2 separate regions of the Homo sapiens genome follow, and region 2 is linked to region 1. Evidence: chromatin loops called from intact Hi-C (ENCODE). Cell type or tissue: mammary epithelial cell. All regions are shown on one strand. Each heading gives the region's core, and the rest is flanking DNA. Links, peaks and the distances in the headings are about the cores only. Region 1 has its middle 15 kb from the start of LINC01883. Region 2 has its middle 19 kb from the start of ATL2.

Region 1 (2,910 bases), core at 304-2,803:
AATGAGCTGGCAATGTGGACTGACAGCAGAGGACAAATTAGCTGTGTCCCTAAGTCACTGCATTTATTTATTTATTTATTTTTAATTTTTATTTATTTTTTTTTTTGAGACAGAATGTCATTCTATCACCCAGGCTGGAGTACAGTGGCGTGATCTCGGCTCACTGCAACCTCCACCTCCCAAGTTCAAGTGATTCTCCTGTCTCAGCCTCCTGAATAGCTAAGATTACAGGCATGCACCACCATGCCCAGCTAATTTTTGTATTTTTAGTAGAGATGGGGTTTCACCATGTTGGCCAGGCTGGTCTCAAACTCCTGACCTCAGGTGATCTGCCTGCCTCGGCCTCCCAAAGTGCTGGGATTACAGGCATGAGCCACTGTGCCCAGCCAGCCATTGCATTTAGAGAGTAGAATTGATAGGAGACAGACGGTAGATTAGCCGAAGGGTAGAAAGGTCTAACTCCAACCTAAGTTCTCCCTATTCTCCTTCATATACTCTGGACTGAAAAACTCACTCTCCTCTTCCTTCAAAAATCTAGTTGTTGTTGCTTTTTTTTTTTTTTTTTTTTTTTTTTTTTTTTTTTTTAGAGACAAGGTTTCATTCTATCACCCACGCTGGAGTGCAATGGCACAATCATGGCTCACTGCAGCCTCAAACTCCTGGGCTCAAGCGATCCTCCCACCTCAGCCTCCTGAGTAGCTAGAACTACAGGTGTGAGCCACCATGCCTGGCTAATTTTTTTTATTTTTTTGTAGAGATAGGGTCTTGCAATGTTGTCCAGGCTCTACTCAGCCTCCCAAAGTGCTGAGATTACAGGCACAAGCCACTGCACCAAGCAAAAATCTAGTTTTTTAATGAAGGAAGGAGTAAAGTTCAGCAAGTCCATGCTCCATGTCCTGAACAGTAGGAGGCATGTTGCCTCCCGAGAATAGTCTTCTTTCTCATCTGCATGGTAAATTACCATTCCTCCAAAACTCTGTTCAAAGTCAGCTGCTCTGGGAAGATGTCCTTGGCCCCTAGAGCCATGGGATGGGTGCCCACAGCACCTCTATATTCCTATAAGTATTAAGAGAATTGTCCCATGGCATCAGTAGTTATGACTTTACACATGCACCCTTTTCCCCAACCCATTGCTGACACACAAACTCTTTTAAGACAGGGGCACTGTTTTTTTTTTATTGTCTCCTGTCCTAACACAATGCATAGAAAAAATACTTGATAAAACCTCACTGAATGAATGAATGTCAAAGGCTGAATTCATGAATTCTAGGGACGTGTTCTACAATAGTAATGATGATGATGCTTCTAGGACACTGCAATCTCTCCCTCATAAGTGAGCACCTCGGATTTAACTGTCCAGCATCATTTGGAGCACAGGGCGGAGGATTATACCGAGGAACCACACCCATGTCATTTGAATTGTCCACAAGACCACTATAAGGACTTTCCAGGACCATCACAAGGCTGCAAACCGCATTTGAAGTGCTGCTTCTGGGGCATTCTTTCCAAAGAGCCTTTTAGCAGGGCAGGGAGTGAAAGGTGAGGACAAGCCTAGGAAATACATAATCCAAGGCTAGGGAGATAGAAGCTTAATATTTACTGCCGTGCCTGGGAAAAGTGAGGCTTGTCGTTGTCATCTGGGCAATTCTCCCTCGGACTAGCTCCTCTCTGTGGCCTCCTGGGGTAACTAATGTCTTCCAGCAGCACTTCTTGCTCCAGGAATCTGGAATCTTAGCTGAGTGCTATGAAGACGGTTCTGATTAATTGATACACTTAAGGTATGCACTATCGGTTGCTATCCTAATCCTCCCAGGAGATTACCTTTTCAAAGCGCTGGAAGATTAACGAGAATTTCAGATGCCGTAGCAATTTGAAGGGAAAAAATTGTGGCCTCCACAGTGCCAGCTTGCCTGCCATGAGGGAGACATATTTGAGAGTCCTTCAGCTCCCTGTGGGCTGTACATCCAAGCAAGAAAGTCCAGATCTTGCATCTGAGTTGGCAACTGAAGGAAGAGACCTTGAATCAGCACAGCAGTCAGAATTCTGCTTGAGGGCAGCTTTGCTGAAACTAAAAGGAACAACTTTATCTAGAACAGTCTCTCTGCACATTCGCTTTCCCCTGTGGCAGTTGCGATGTTAGATTAAGTCTATGTATATGTAGGGCAGAAGCGAAGTGCAGGAGGGGGTGGAGAGAATGATGGGAAAGAAAAGGCTCCTTCTAAACACACATGTATGTCAGCATTACCAGGTGCTCTGCTGAAACCGGTAGGATGAACACCTTCCGAACAGGCTGCATTCCTCCCGAGGAAACTGAAGAGTGTAACCTCACAGTGAAATTCCCCCCAAGTCTTTGGCTCTGCAGGAAGCTTCTGGCTATTTTTCAGGAGATGCGTTTGCTGCAGGAGGAGGTATGGAGGTTGGGCAAGGCAGGCCTGGTAGGGCTGGCCCAGGCTGTCTCTCTCAGACAAGTCTAGACTCAGGACTGTCATGCTACCTGGAAATGAGTTCTGGTAGGAATGTCCAGGCAGAAAAGCTGCTCTTCTTGGGAAAGTTGTCAGCTTTAAATTACCTAGAGAAATTCTGGGGTGGAGGCTCAGCTTGGCACCCTTAAGGTAGTTGCAAATAAGGGGTGAAAGAAACGCTGAGGACAAGTTTAAAACAAGTTAGTCAAAATGAAAAACACGACATCTGCATCTAGAGTTTCTGTAGCACCTATTGATCAGATGGGTCAATGTGTTCTTTCAGGGTAATGCTTGGAAGCCTTCACAGGCTTTTTCTCCATCAGGTTGCTTGACTTGATTCCATTATTATTACTATTATTTTATTATTTTTAATTTTTTTTCCTTTTGAGACGCAGTCTCGCTCTGTCACCCAGGCTGGAGTGCAGTGGCGTGATCTCGACTCACCACA
Region 2 (2,910 bases), core at 326-2,825, 50 kb before region 1:
ATACTCGTGACAAAGGTCTAATAACCAGAATCTATAAGGAACTTAAATTTACAAGCAAAAAACAAACAACTCCATTAAAAAGTGAGCACAGGACAAGAACAGACACTTTTCAAAAAAAGACATACATGTGGCCAACAAGCCACAAAATGCTCAACGTTACTAATCACTAGAGAAATGCAAATCAAAACCACAATGAGATACCATCTCACACCAGTCACAATGGGTATCATTAAAAAGTCAAAAAATGCAGCCATAAAAAGAATGAGATCATGTCCTTCGCAGGGACATGAATGAAGCCGGAGGCCATTATCCTTAGTGAACTAACACTGGAACAGAAACCAAGTCCTGCGTGTTCTCACTTATAAATGGGAGCTAAACATCAAGTACACATGGACACAAAGAAGGGAACAACAGACACTCAGGCCGACTTGAGGATGGATGGTGGGAAGAGGATGGTGGGAAAAACTACCTATCTGGCACTATGCTTATTACCTGGATGATGAAATAATCTGTAGACCAAACCCCAGTGACATGCAATTAACCTATATAACAAACCTGCTCATGTAACCCTGAACCTAAAGTAAGAGTTAAAAAAAACAAAAACAAAAACGCAAGTTGGCCAGGCTTGGTGGCTCATGCTTGCAATCCCAGCACTTTGGGAAGCCGAGGAGGGTGGATCAGTTGAGGCCAGGAGTTAGAGGCTAGCCTAGGCAACATGGTGAAAATCCCATCTCTACTAACAATACAAATATTAACTGGCTGGGTGCGGTGGTTCACGTCTGTAATCCCAGCACTTTGGGATGCCAAGGCGGGAGGATCAGCTAAGGTCAAGAGTTTTGACACCAGCCTGACCAATACAGTGAAACCCCATCTCTATTACAAGTACAAAAATTAGCCAGGTGTGGTGGCAGGCACCTGTAGTCCCAGTTACTCAGGAGGCTGAGACAAGAGAATTGCTTGAACCCGGGAGGTGGAGGTTGCAGTGAGCCACTATCATGCCACTGCACTCCAGCCTGGGCAACAGAGCGGGACTCCAACTCAAAAAAAAAAAAAAATCGCCATATGTGGTGACACACACCTGTAATCCCAGCTACTTGGGAGGCTGAGGCAGGAGAATTGCTTGAACCCAGGAGGCAGAGGTTGCAGTGAGCCAAGATCACACCACTGCACTCCAACCTGGGCAACAGAGCGAGATTCTGTCTCCAAAAAAAAAAAAAAAAGTTATAGCCAGTTCAGAGAATGAAAAGCAAATACATTGATGAGGGATTTCAGGAGATCAGAGACATGAGTCCCATCTCCAAAGAAAAAAACACCCTGAACCTCACAGCCCTCCTCCCTCTCCCCACAAACCTTGGGAAGCTGGCCAACCCTGATAGCAGAAGAGTAGAGAATAAAACATCCCCTTGTTTCTAGTGTACAACAGTCACTGAGTCATGGGAAGCCCCGGAGCGCTAGATCTGATTACCTGCTGATCATGATTTCAGCTTGCAGAACAAGCCTGTTCCCATTAGTGACAGTATACAATTACTAGCTGACATGCTTACAGGGATCTTACCACAATATTCTTTTCAGGAATGTATTTCTTCTACCATCCTCTACCCACAGACACACACACATCCTATTTTGATATGCCTGTCCCAAATGGATTCTGAAAACTGGTTCAGATAGACTCTGTTTTATTAGCTCTCTCTATATGTTTCTCAAGGTCCAATTTTCTTCCTTCTTTAATCCCCATGTCATGATTATGACCATTAAAAACCATCTTTTTTTTTTTTTTTTTTTTTTGAGGTGGAGTCTTGCTCTGTTGCCCAGGCTGGAGTGCAGTGGCACGATCTCAGCTCACTGCAACCTCCACCTCCTGGGTTCAAACGATTCTCCTGTCTCAGCCTTCCGAGTAGCTAGGATTACAGGTGCCCACCACACCTGGCTAATTTTTGCATTTTTAGTAGAGATGGGTTTTCACCATGTTGGCCAGGCTTGTCTCAAACTCCTGACCTCGTGATCTGCCCGCCTTGGCCTCTCAAAGTGTTGGGATTACAGGTGTGAACCACCGTGCCTGGCCTTTTTTCTTTTTTTTTTGAGACAGAGTCTGGCTCTGTGGTCCAGGCTGTAGTGCAGTGGCATGATCTCAGCTCACTGCAACCTCCGTCTCCCGGGTTCAGGCGATTCTCCTGCCTCAGCCTCCTGAGTAGCTGGGATTACAGGTGACTGCCACTGCGCCTGGCTAATTTTTGTATTTTTAGTAGAGACAAGGTTTGGCCATATTGGCCAGGCTGGTCTCAAACTCCTGATCTCAGGTGATCCGCCTGTCTCAGTCTCCCAAAGTGCTGGTGAGAGGTGACAGTGTGCTGGCAGCCCTCACAGCCCTCGCTCACTCTCAGCGCCTCCTCGGCTTCAGCGCCCACTCTGGCCACGCTTGAGGAGCCCTTCAACCCGCCGCTGCACTGTGGAAGCCCCTTTCTGGGCTGGCCGAGGCCGGAGCCGGCTCCCTCAGCTTGCGGGGAGGTGTGGAGGGAGAGGTGCGGGCGGGAACTGGGGCTGCATGTGGCACTTGCAGGCCAGCGCGAGTTCCGGGTGGGCATGGGCTTGGCAGACCATGCCTGCCCGAGCAGTGAGGGGCTTAGCACCTGGGCCAGCAGCTGCAGAGGGTGTGCTGGGTCCCCCGTGCTCGATTTCTCACCAAGCCTTAGCTGCCTCCCCACAGGGCAGGGCTGGGGACCTGCAGCCCGCCATGCCTGAGCCTCCCCCTGCCGCCATGGGCTCCTGCGCCGCCCGAGCCTCCCCGACGAGCACCGCCCCCTCCTCCATGGCACCAGGTCCCATCCACCGCCCAAGGGCTGAGGAGTGCGGACGCAAGGTGCAGGACTGGCAGGCAGCCCCACCTGCAACCCTGGTGTGGGATCCACTTGG

Evidence for each region. Peaks named below come from ENCODE experiments on the same cell type or tissue, not always from the same donor. Only the 100,000 strongest peaks of a DNase experiment are listed, where the experiment ranks them.
Region 2: a loop joins it to region 1, with 2.7 times the contacts of the local background. A loop is called at or near these places in 8 of 110 quality-filtered maps.

The regions. Positions count from the first base shown.
Region 1 is chr2:38,444,984-38,447,893 of GRCh38, forward strand. No RefSeq gene overlaps it. Among named protein-coding and RNA genes, the nearest start is that of LINC01883, 15 kb to the left of the region's middle. In mammary epithelial cell, for the core only: a CTCF peak has its summit at 1,678; a DNase peak (open chromatin) is centred at 2,368; H3K4me3 peaks cover 1,084 bases; H3K27ac peaks cover 1,480 bases.
Region 2 is chr2:38,394,798-38,397,707 of GRCh38, forward strand. No RefSeq gene overlaps it. Among named protein-coding and RNA genes, the nearest start is that of ATL2, 19 kb to the left of the region's middle. RefSeq lists a silencer at 96-296 and an enhancer at 2,193-2,693. In mammary epithelial cell, for the core only: no CTCF peak of the experiment used is centred there; a DNase peak (open chromatin) is centred at 1,414; H3K27ac peaks cover 1,609 bases.